2 separate regions of the Homo sapiens genome follow, and region 1 is linked to region 2. A link is a contact called in ENCODE Hi-C data. All regions are on one chromosome and are shown on one strand. The core of a region is the stretch at or near the end of the contact, and the rest is flanking DNA. Distances in the headings are between cores, read along the strand shown.

Region 1 (6,284 bases), core at 2,685-5,184, 1.7 Mb before region 2:
GTTAGTATGCGTTCACCTGGTGAATCTTGTATTTTTTTGTTTGTTTGTTTGTTTGTTTTTAACATAACTGACAAATCCATACTGTTGCTTATGAGTCTGTGATGTGGTGCCCAGCATTAGAATGTACACCAGAAGAATTAGCACTAATGGAAGTGATTCATTCCCTCTTTTCAGGAATTCATCATCAAAAAAAGAAGCTCAGTATTGATATGAAGAATGCTAACAAAGACATAGCTAGAGCTTTCTGTGTGCCCATGTTAATAAAGGCTGTCAACTAAGGTGGAGATTTGTATTGAACATTTCATCAGATCAACTTAGAAAAGTTTTATATTGTTGTCAAAAGTTACATTTAGAACTTCTTTCCAGAATGGTCTCATCAGGAAAGAGTCTGTGAATTTAATGGACATAATTGCAATTGTAATCATGAATTTAATAGTCTTGCTACCATAGTTGCACTAGTGAGCACAGTAATTGCAGTAATCTTTTGAGAACTAATTGTATGATGGACACAGTGCATATATCATCTTTAAGTTATATAACTACTCTGCAAGGTATGTATTATTGTATGTATTTTACAGACTTGGAAACTGAGCCTTAGAAGGAATAAATTACTTGGCAAAGATCACACTGCTATTAAACAGCACAGATGGGGTTCAAACCTGTTTATTTTAAACCTGTATCAAACCTTACTGTGTTTCTCATTCATGTAAAGAGCCTCATGTCAGTGGCCAGGCATATAAAGCCATAGCTAGCCAATGAATCTGTTCCTCTTAGTGTTGGGTATAATTTTTAGATCTTTGACTCCTCAGTTCTTCCTTGCTATTTTTATTGAGGCTGACAAGTTCTTTCTTTATTATTAGAGAAGATCTCTATATTTATTTATTTGGTGTTTGTTCCATCTCCTCCTGTCTTTTTTTTTTTTTTTTGAGACGGAGTCTTGCTCTGTCGCCCAGGTTGGAGTGCAGTGGCGTGATCTCGGCTCACTGCAAACTCCGCCTCCCGGGTTCACGTCATTCTCTGCCTCAGCCTCCTGAGTAGCTGGGACCACAGGCACCCGCCACCACGCCTGGCTAATTTTTTTTTTTTTTTGTATTTTTAGTAGAGACAGGGTTTCACTGTGTTAGCCAGGATGGTCTCGATCTCCTGACCCTGTGATCTGCCCGTCTCAGCCACCCAAAATGCTGGGATTAGAGGCGTGAGCCACCACTGCTGGCCAATCATCTCCTCCTTTCTTAATCTCCGTAACACCGCCCTGTCCCTTTATGCTTTGGGTAACTTGAGGTTTCTGTCTATGGTTCAGGTAACTGAGGTGACACTGCCTCTCATGGTACCTCAGTGCATGCATGGAGCCATATCACAATTATTAATCTCATCTCAGAATTAACATTGAGGCCTCAGGTGATGAAAGTTAATTTAGGTTCCTGTTTTATCAATGTTGTCTTCTTGGAGCCACACGTTCTTCACATAACATGAGCAATAGTTGCATTCTAGCTGGTAAAAGTCGGGTATTTTTATTTGGGGCCCTTCTCTGAAGGGAAAGAAAGCAAAAAGTTCTATTTCTAGCCTGTTTATTCTAAAATGCTAAGAAATGGAAAAACAAAAGTAAACACATTGTTCTGAATGACTTCTTCTTGGAAAAAGGAAGGCCCTTTGCTGGCCATATTTTATTATTCTGTGAATTATATGAATCCTCCAGTAGTTGTTGAACTGGACATGTGGACAATGTAGCAATTCTGATCATTAAGCATTAGGTGTCCATAGTTCTGGTATAATGCCTTTGTTGGATCAAAGCGTGTGTGACTGGAGGGAGGCCTTTGTTGCCTGGCTCAGAGCAGGGCCAAGAAATCATTTGGTGTCTCGTTTAGTCCTTCCAGGCAAATTAATCCTTCACTTTTGAGGAGAGGTAAGAAGGGGTTAGGGAGGAGAGATGGAGAGAGAAGGTGGGTTACTCTAATACTGTTGCCGCCTGGGAAACAGACTAGGTATCTCTTCCTGAAAACATAATGGAGGGCAAAATTTTAAGGGTTCACCACCCCAATCCTTCATAGTGGAAATACTGCTCTTAAAATTTTTTTTCTCTTAAGGTAATTTTCTGTGTTGCTATTTTCTCTTTCCTTTTTGTTTTTGGTAAAAAAGAGAAGAGATGACTGGACTTTTCTATGTCTTGTGTGTGAAGAAGAGACTAACTAGTGGAAATCAAGAAATGGCCTTTCTGAGACATGTAACTAATTAGATTCTTTCTGCTTATGACAGGTGATGGAACTGTACTGGAACAATGGGAGAAGCTGGTAGCTTATAGGAAGCCAAGATGACCAGAATGTTTTTAAATAATCCGTAAGTTAATGTTCTTGGCCTTTTGGAATTCTTTTAACTACTGGGTAAATTTTCTTTAAGGAACCATGGTAAAAGGATAGCACAATCAACTAACTTGAGTGCAAAAGAGAAACTATTTTATAAAGTAAATATCCAAACACGTCAAACAATTGATGCTAACTTTGATAAATCTTATTTTGCGTACTTCTTTCTTGATAGGGTGTGTCATTTTAAGTTGAGTGTGTCAATTTGGTGGACAGAGCATAAGTATTTGAAGAATTAAGAGAATTCCCTGCACATGGTCAGCATTTAAATTAAGCTTGGAATAACCCTTAGGATATGCAGATATTTTTGGTCCTAGTGGTTTCCTTGGGCTCCATTTCTCACTCACGTATTTTTTTCTGTGGGCATATTTTGAAGTAAATATGAACAAATTTGGTGAATATGATTAAAATTGAGTTCTTTGTCTACATCTTCTCCATATCCCTCTTCATGTATGCTACTTTTATGTACATCAGAGGCTATTAATGTTTGCTAATTATCTGACAGTTACATATGGTTGATTTTGGTTTCACTGTGATAACAATAATGTTAGTAAGTGGGGTAGCTTAGTGGAAAGATCATATATTTTTGAGTCAGACAATCCTAGGCCTCACTCTTGCTCTTGTGCTTTTTAGTAGTTACTCAACCTCTCAGAACCTTAGTCAACTCATCTGTATATTGGATTTGATACTATCTCTCATAAAATTAAAGTTTGTGGAAAGTACTTTGTGCTATGACTGGCACAGTATAGTTACTGGCACAATAAATCATATTTACTTTTCTTCCTTATATTTGTGTCATGATTTATAATCTATAGGCCTTTATTCTATCTCAAAAGATTGGCCAGCTCAAGTTCCTTACCTATTGCCAAGCTGTGGTGATTAACATTATAGGTAGTATCTGCAGGTAGATGTTAACAAGCTGGCAATGTCAGAAGGAGGGGTTGTCATGTTTGCAGGTTTCCATTGTGTAAGTACCACTGCTGTGGCTGGCTCATTTTAAACTACCAGCAAAAGTCACTGAAAGCGAGGCTGGGAAGTCTTATGTAGTAGCACAGCATTATATAGTTTCTACCAACCAGATACAGTAGTTACAAATCACCTCAAGAGCATGCTTAACAGTAAAATAATAGGAAGTGATGAGATTTGAGTATTTATTACCTTTGTTTTTAGTATGATTTATTTTAATTTTGTTTATATAATTTAACTTTTAATAATGACTGTGTTTAACAACCAGCTTGCTAAAAATTTTGAGAATTTAACAATTGGTTCTAGTGGCCTGGTATAAGTTGGCTCTAATACACCACTAATTGTAGGTTTCCTGTTGTGAAGACATTTCTAAGCCACAATTCTTTAATTATCTGCCTCAGCCGTGGTGGTAAGAGTTTCATTTGATGAATAAAAACAAGGTTTGGTTTTGAGTCAGTGCTTGCTGTAACTCAAGTTGTCATGCTCATATTGTTTCTGGAATTGAAAATAGATGCCAAAACCAATTTAGAATTTAGAACAGTTTCTTGAGTTGTTGACTCAGCTTCATAACTGACCCCTGGCATCGCTTGCCTATTCTGGCTGTTAAACTGATCTCCAAGTGCTAGTATTGGCGATCAGTCATTCTGCTCACTGCCTATTGAACTTCCTTCTCTCCCTTCCCCATATTCCTTCAAATCTTAAATTCCTTCAGGTAGTGGTGCTACAGAGACAAGTAGTCAGGATTCCTCCCAACTAAGCATTCCATGCAGCTTTGCTTTTGATTCAAAATTAAGTTTTAATGGAAACCCAATTGCCTCTAGGGAGAGAGTAAAAACAAAACAAAACCTGGGCAGTTTAAGGTTCATCTTGGCTTGATTAAAATCTTAGGGAGTGAAATGGAGGAAAAAAACGAAACCAGATCAGACATCTCAATGTTTCTTCTAGAAGCAACTTCTTCAGTTTTCTAACTTGCCCTTTAGAAGGAAGCAATCGAACCCTGAAATTGCTAAGTAACAGCTAAGATTGTGTTTGTTGTTTTTACTTTAAATCTCACCCACCTAGTTCTCAAAACACATTTTTTATTGAACCTTACAAAAATGCCTTGGATATTTCAAAACATTTGCTTGTGTCAGTTCTTTGAATCAGACTTACATAATTGTAAAACATTCATTTCCCCGATTTCCTCTTAAAACAAAAGGTATTTATAGTTCCCGCTGAGTCAGGGATGGACTTGGATTACTGCAAAAGTAATCTGTGTTCATTTCAAGAGGAAGCTCGTGGTTAAAATCTGAGAGACTTGCCTTTGGATTATGAAATAATTACCTTTGGCTTAATTTAAATAAGTGTGTCTTTGTACTTTGAAAGCAAACATGGAAATAATAATTTAATACAGAAATTTTATTATAGATATAACATTCTGACTTATATTATCATCTCTCTTAACAGAATGGGCCTTATGTGGTTTCCAAACATCCCTTGTATAGAAGATTTCTTCATTAGAGAGATGCTATGTGTATAGTCTTTAGATGCGCAAATTTTATAGCGTTGCATTATGTTCATATCAACAAACTCATGTTTGTTGATATAAACAAAAATATGTTTACTAGATACTTGGGACTCGTTGCTTTTGACGATACATTTCAGTACAAATAAGACAGACTTATTGCACTTTAGGAATTGATAATCAAACCTGAAAAGAGAAAACTATAATTTCAAACTGAATGTGGTAGGTATTATAAAAGACATATAAAATACTCAGAAAACAGAAGAGAAAGAGAAATTACCTGGGTGGCAAGAGGAGTGGGCTAGATCAGGGATGAGATTCAGGAGCAGATGATATGTGGATTAGATATTTAATGATTAATGCCTTTTTATTAAAGTACCTTTTATGAAACTATAAAAGTTAACATTGCTAATTGGATAGAACTTTAGAATGCAAAAACTATTTTGCATTTGCAAAACTATTTTGCATGGCAGTGAAAATGCTAACAATTAACATTGCTTTTTTTTTTTTTTGTATTCTGCCATACTTTTCTATGCCGAGATTAGATACATGCTTTATTTTCCCTCTAAAATGGGTCTGGTTATTACTATTGTTTTGAAATCGGCTTCAGTTGACAATATAGTAAGATGATGCCACAGCAATAAATATACATCTACATAATTGTAGATGTATACATAATATATAGCATTCCATGTGTACGTAGTCTATAATGTTGCATATTACTGGACATTTTTGTTTTCAACTTTTCATTTTTGTAAAGTGTGCTGTAATGAACATCTTTGGTAACATCATGGTGCACTCATTCAGTTATCTGGATGAGACCTTTGAACAGAGTTGGGAGGAGTGCTTAGGGGACACTCTAGGTAGAAGGAACAGTTTGAGCAGAAAGGAACAGTCTGAACAGAGATGGTAGAGGAAGATCATGTTTTGGGAAAAGGCTAGAACTATAGTTTAGTAGAATGAAAAGAAGATAATACTGCTAATTAGGGCTAGAAAAAGAAAATAGAGGGTCTTTGATACCAAGCCTTTAATTTATTCTTAGTTGGGTGTCATTTTGGAATCTATGTTATACTTTAAATGAATGACCCTGAATAGCTTCAATTGTTCTTAATTTTTCTTATTTGGGGAAGAAATAAAATAGTTCCAAATGCTCAAGAAAGAATAGATCTTTTAAAATTCTTGAGAGATTTAAGAAACTAACCAGGACATAAACAAGTAATTGAAGTCATGAGAAAAGAGTATGTGTGTGTGTGTGTGTGTGTGTGTGTGTGTGTGTGTGTGTGTGTGTATGTGTAGAAAAAACTATAAGAGTAGAGGTTTTTAAAAGTGAAGGAAAGTTCATTAATTTATTTTCTACACTTAATGAATTTTAACAAATTCTTTATAATTAAAAGTTAAGGACAATTTGGAAAAGAAGTGAGTTTGGGGATGCATGTCATAATTTAATAATAGTAATG
Region 2 (6,119 bases), core at 2,177-4,676:
CAAGAATTCTCAAGACAGGATGGAAGAAGAAAAGAATGGGGAGGCTCTTTCCAGATACCGAAATTTATTATAAACCTGTGGTTAACAATGTTGTCTAGCATTGTCAAAGGGTTAGACAAATTGACAGAATAGAGAACCAGGAAAGACCCCCATGCACATGACAACTCAACTCACAACAGAGCTATCATGGATCAGTGACTAAAGAATGGCCTATTAGGCCGGGTGTGGTGGCTCATGCCTGTAATCCCAGCACTTTGGGAGGCCGAGGTGGGTGGATCACCTGAGGTCAGGAGTTCAAGACCAGCCTGACCAACACAGTGAAACCCCATCCCTACTAAAAAACCCAAAAATTAGACAGATGTGGTGGCGCACGCCAGTAGTCCCAGCTACTGGAGAGGCTGAGGCAGAGGAATCGCTTGAACCTGGGAGGTGGAGGTTGCAGTGAGCTGAGATCGCACCACCGCACTCCAGCCTGGGTGACAGAACAAGAATCTGTCTCAAAAAAAAAAAAAAAAAATTAGCCAGGTGTGGTGGCATGTACCTGTAATCTCAGCTACTAGGGAGGCTGAGGCAGGATAATTGCTTGAACCTGGGAGGTGGAGGTTGCAGTGAGCCAAGATCATGCCATTGCACTCCAGCCTGGGTGACAGAGCAAGACTCCATCTCAAAAAAAAAAAAAAAAAAAAAGAATGGCCTATTAAATAAATGGTGCCAAGACTCTTGGTTATCCATATGGGAAAAGCAGAATAAAATAAAGTTTCTTCCCACCTCACGCCATACACAAAAGCCATTTCCAGGCAGACTAGAGACTTCAGTGTAAAAAGTAATATTATAACATTTTTTGAAAATAATATGAGAATAATTTTACAACCTTATAGTGGAGAATTTCTTAGATAACACATAACAAGTATAAATCATAAAGCGACAGGTGGATAAACTTATTTGAAACTAAGAAATTCAGTCATTAATAAAAACCACAGGAATATAAGGAGACAAGGCACCAACAAATGAAAAATATTTGTTATATATATAAATGACAAAAAGTAGTACCCAGAATATGTATTGAATTATGGCAAATCAATAGGATAAAAGACAGGTAACCCGATGAGAAATGGCCAAAAAATGTGAACAGGAAAAGGGACCCCAAATGGCCAATAAACATATGAAAAAGATGTCCAACCTTAGTAATTTGGTCAATGCAAATTAAAAACATGCTAAGATAGCTTTTCATTTCTACCAGATTGGCAGAAATACAGTACCAGACAATATCAAATGCTGATGAAGAAGTGGAGCAACAGAAACTTTGGTGCATTGCTGAGGGGTGGGTAAAATGAGGCAAAAACTTTGGAAAACAACGTGGTGACATCCAGTAAGGCTGACGATATGTACAACCTATGACCCACCAATTCTATTTCTAGAGTATATACCCAAGATAAATTCTTGCACACATGCCCCAAGATGCATGTACAAAAATAGTTCTAGCGGCACTGCTTATAATAGAAAAAAAAATAAACTCTTGAAATACCTAAAATGCCATCAACAGCATCTCAGATAAATATATTGAGGTACACTCATCTAATAGAATACTGTACTGCAGAAAACTTTAATTATCTACAGGTACATGCAACAATATGAAGAAATTTCAGAAACAAACTTTTGAACCAATTAGGCAAATTTTAAAAGAATATTTAATTCCATGTTTACAGAGTTCAACAACTTGCAATCATACATATATAGCGATTTAAATATGGGATGTAAAATTAGAAAAAGAAGCAAGGGAACAATAAACCCAAAATTCTGGACTGTTGCTGCTTCTGAAGAGGGAAGGTGAAAGATGGGCATGAAGAGGACCTCAGAGATGATGCTGATCTTTAAAAAAATCTAAGGTGTCAGCACACAGGGTTTATGCTGTTTTTATTACTTCTATCTTATTATGGTCTTTCTAAATTTTCTTTTCTTTCCTTCTTTTTTTTTTTTTTTTTTGGAGATGGAGTTTCATCGTGTTGTCCAGACTGGTCTTGAACTCCTGACCTCAGGTGATCTGCCCCTCTCAGCCTCCCAAAGTGCTGAGATTACAGGCGTGAACCACTGCGCCTGGCCGAAATTTTCTTTTCTTTCAACACAGAAAATCTTTCCAAGTTCATGAAAGAATAGCCCATGTGCTCAGGATGGACAGACAGGAAGGGCCTCCCTGACCTGACCCTGTTCCCTACCTCTCTGGCCAGAACCCCAGGCATGCCCCTTACCCGGCTCTGCCACACCAACCTCCACGAGGTCTCCTCCTCCAGACCCTTATCAAGAACACTTCTCAGAAACCCACAGGACTCGGCCTCCCTCACAGGTCCCCTCTCAGAAGACTAGAGCCATCCCCACCCTCCCAAGACCCCCACCCTACCTGCTATTCTCCCACCTGCTGAGCACCGTAGACCCCTGTCCGCTTTGACCAGAGCCTGGCAGGGCGTGGTTTCTCAATACCTATTTGTTAAATAACTAAATGAATGACTATACATAAACTCATATTAAAATTAGTGTGCTCCATGGAAAGGGTAATGCATAGAGCCCTTAGTTATCAAACCAGCCCCCCCACACTTTAGATGAGTTGGGACAAAGGATCGGTTTAGTGTTCTAGAAGTTTCATTTCAGGGGAAAAGAAGAATCAGTCCTTACTGAGCAGGTGGCCCTGCTTAGGCAGAAAATGCAGGCGTTTCAATGGTTTGCTGTAATAATTCAGATGAGGGAAGTGAGCCCAGGGAGGCACCTACTTACCAGAACCCAGTGGAGTAATGACAGGGCCGGGATAGACCAGCTCCCTCTGAGGCCCGTTGGAAATGGCCCTCCAACTCTGCACTCCTCAGAGGCCTATGAGGGAGCTTGGAGGGCGAGCCTCACTGTCCTGTCGGCCTGCTCTCTCCGCCCCCTCGACAACCAGGAAAGCCCGTGTCAGCCCTTCCCAGGGTTCCCTTCATAGCAGGACCCCGAGAAAGGACTTGACCTACCGTCAGAGGTCGAGGAGTGCTGCTGGAGCCCAGCCTGACTCCCAAACTTCAGCAGTGACACACACTCAGGCAGACCCAGGCCCTGGAGTGGCCCTGACCACATGGGCCCCCCACGCCACACACACTTCCTGCTCCCCAGCTCACCTCCTCTCCCACATTCACAAACCCAAACCAGGCACTGGGTCACATGTGCCCCATAGTCAGCCTCCCAGGAGGCAGCCAGTAGGCCCCACGCTGACAGGCGGCGCCCATATGCCCACCTCTAGGCTGGCCTGGCTGGGCCAAGAGCAAGGTGGCCTACCTGGAGGGGTGGCCGTCAGCGCCTGTAGACATCAGAAGGCATGGGCCCCCTATCCCCAGCTGCAGCCCCTCAGGCTCGGGGGAAGAGGACCCGGCCCCACATCGTCAGTCCTCAGCGCCGTTTCACTCTGAATCACTGGAGCTGGGTCTCTGCTCATTTCCTGGAGAAAGCAGAAGTGGAGAGCCGGCAGATGCCTGACTCTGCCCACTCTCCAGCCGACCACGGAGCTGCTGGAGTTCTGGCGGGTGACTTGGGTTCTGCAGCAAGGCCCCTTGGGGCTGGCTGTGCAGCCTCCGTGGTCAAGCGGTGCTGGTTGGGGCCAAGGACAAAATGGAAAGTACAGCCCAGCCCTAGAAGAGTAGGTCTGGATTCTGTGTCCCCTCTTCACTAGCCGTGTGACCACTGGTGCACACCTCTCCTCTCTGGGCCTCTGGCAAAATGAGAACAATGATGGTGTTAGGTGAATCTAATCAGAGGTGTGTTTAAGTGCACCCCTGGACATGGCATGGGTTGGGCAGCCCTCACCCCACCAAGCTCAGAGTTGCCCACTTGGATTTCTTCCTCCCCCATCCTCAGATAGAACTTGAACCACCAATGAGGGGAGTCCTCCTGCGGCCAACACTGAGGCAAGGATGAGAGGACATCTAAAACCATAGAATGGAAGTCTCTGAAACTCAGACTCCAAATTCTCATTCCTCTGAGTATATAAACTAGGCTGAATTATCCATGTCACCTATCCATAACGTCATCTCCACAGTACAAACAAGCATGTCCATTCACACACAATCCTGCTTGTGCTCTGTAAAAGGAGAATTTTGCCAAAGAGCAAGGGCACTTGTTAGCGCTAATGCCTGATCCTTGATCCTCAGTGCAGCTCATCGCTTGTCTCTAGCTCACAAAACCAGTGGACCATGCATGACTGACTGAGAGGCAGCAACAACATCACTTGTTATGACATGGAGTAAAGCTCCAAGATTGGTTTAAAGAGGAAAATAACATTTGTCACAAAACCTCAACCTCCACCAGTGCAAACTTGTCAGTAGACAGCAGCCAAAATAGGAGATCTATCCAGCTGCACTCCAGTCTGGACAGCAAGAGCGAAGCTCCGTCTCAAAAAAAAAAAAAAGAAAAAAAAGAAAAGAAAAGAGAAATTGAAAGGATACATGCAGTGCCAGCCAAGGGAAAGAGAAAACCTTAGAGAATTTGCAGTGAAGTGTTTGTTGTATATGATGAAAACCCCTCGTCATTGTCACCAATGAAATCATAAATAAAATCTACAAGAAGATATTGCCTGAAATCAGAGGCCTATGGTAAGAGCGGATTAGACAGAGGAACTTCCACAGAGGCAGGAAGGGTGGCCAGCATGGGACAGGCCAGGACCCCATGCCTGTGAATGCCCAGAGGAAGCGCGGAGAGTCTGTCATAGTGGGATCTCGCAAAGTCTGCTGGAGGGCCCACCTGCACCCAGGTCTCCTACCTTCTACCCACCCCAGCACCTTGCCGGGTAGCCAGCAGCAGGCAGGTAAAGAGCACTAAATTCAGAGCTAGAAACTCAAGGTTGAAATTCTCACTATCTTAACTGAGATAATTGACATCTTATTTGCAGAATGAATGAATGCCTTGTTAGAAGGAACAAATCAAATAATATTTGCAAGAGAGGTTTTTTTTTTTTGAGACGGAGTCTCGCTGTCGCCCAGGCTGGAGTGCAGTGACGCGATCTCGGCTCACTGCAGGCTCCGCCCCCCGGGGTTCACGCCATTCTCCTGCCTCAGCCTCCTGAGTAGCTGGGACTACAGGCGCCCACCACCTCGCCTGGCTAATTTTTTGTATTTTTAGTAGAGACGGGGTTTCACCGTGTTAGACAGGATGGTCTCGATCTCCCGACCTCGTGATCCGCCCATCTCGGCCTCCCAGAGTGCTGGGATTACAGGCGTAAGCCAGCGCACCCGGCCAAGAGAGTTTTTAAATACTGAAAAGGGCTGTGCAAATGCAAGCTATTATTAGTGAGAGAGTTGCCAAAGCTAAGACACTGAAGCAGCCAGGGCAACTATGAACTGCTAATGTAAATGTGTATTTTTGTTAAAGGGCAATGTAAGATTCTCTGATTTTTAAACAATTGCCCCAAAATGGCAGTTTTACTTCTGCACCCAGTTATGGTGGTGTAACTGGTATAGGACATACCCTCCCATTGAAAGCAACTATAGAATAGTTCAAATACACAAGATAATTGTTTTCAGGCATTGAATAGCAAGACTGTGATCCTTGAGATAAGGAAAACACACAAGGTGAGCCCCACAATTGCCCTGGAGTTTTTTCTAGTGATGCTTTTTCTGCTATGATGCAGGCAGGTGGGGCCCCAGAGACAGTAGTCTCCCTGAACTGAAAAGGTTTAAGTCAGAGTTCAAAGCTGCTGAAGGCTCTGGTATGTTCAGGGCAGGTTCCTGAGGAGAGTGTGCCTTGTGGGAACTCATTGTGTGTGCCCTTGGCCAAGGATTCCTATGTGTGCACAGGGTGAGACTCCAAGAGACCCAGCAGAGGTCAACTGACCCAAGGCCGAGCACTGAAGGAGGTAACAGAGAATGTGCAGTGCTTGGAATGTTGCAGTCGCATCCCATGGAGTGTGGAGAGACCTTGCTGAGCATTGTGGGACTTCACTTTACACCTCAGAGCCCTCACCCCACCAAGCTCAGAGCTGCCCTCTTGTATTCCTTCCTCCCCAATCCGCAGACCAAACTTGAAACACCAATCAGAGGAGTCCTCCTGCAGGCTAAACATGAAGGTAATGATGAGAGGAAATTTAAAACCATAAAACTCTGAAGCTC

The links. A loop is a pair of places that touch in the nucleus more often than their neighbours do.
Region 1: a map with no recorded cell type shows a loop between it and region 2 (7-fold over the local background). The contact joins the enhancer-like site here to the promoter of WDFY4 in region 2. A Hi-C loop is called at or near these places in 2 of 37 single-sample maps with no recorded cell type.

Annotation. Positions count from the first base shown.
Region 1 is chr10:50,429,526-50,435,809 of GRCh38, reverse strand. It overlaps SGMS1 (sphingomyelin synthase 1), which reads left to right. Exons shown (of 11, transcript NM_147156.4): 6 at 2,254-2,334. Among named protein-coding and RNA genes, the nearest start is that of ASAH2, 180 kb to the right of the region's middle. RefSeq lists an enhancer at 3,744-3,963. Within about 2 kb of position 3,934, at least 7 of the 41 ENCODE cell types and tissues checked have a DNase peak (open chromatin) inside an H3K27ac peak, as active enhancers do.
Region 2 is chr10:48,682,180-48,688,298 of GRCh38, reverse strand. It overlaps WDFY4 (WDFY family member 4), which reads right to left and starts at 3,426. Exons shown (of 62, transcript NM_001394531.1): 1 at 3,298-3,426. RefSeq lists enhancers at 2,636-3,176, 3,195-3,494, 4,425-4,504 and a silencer at 4,155-4,204.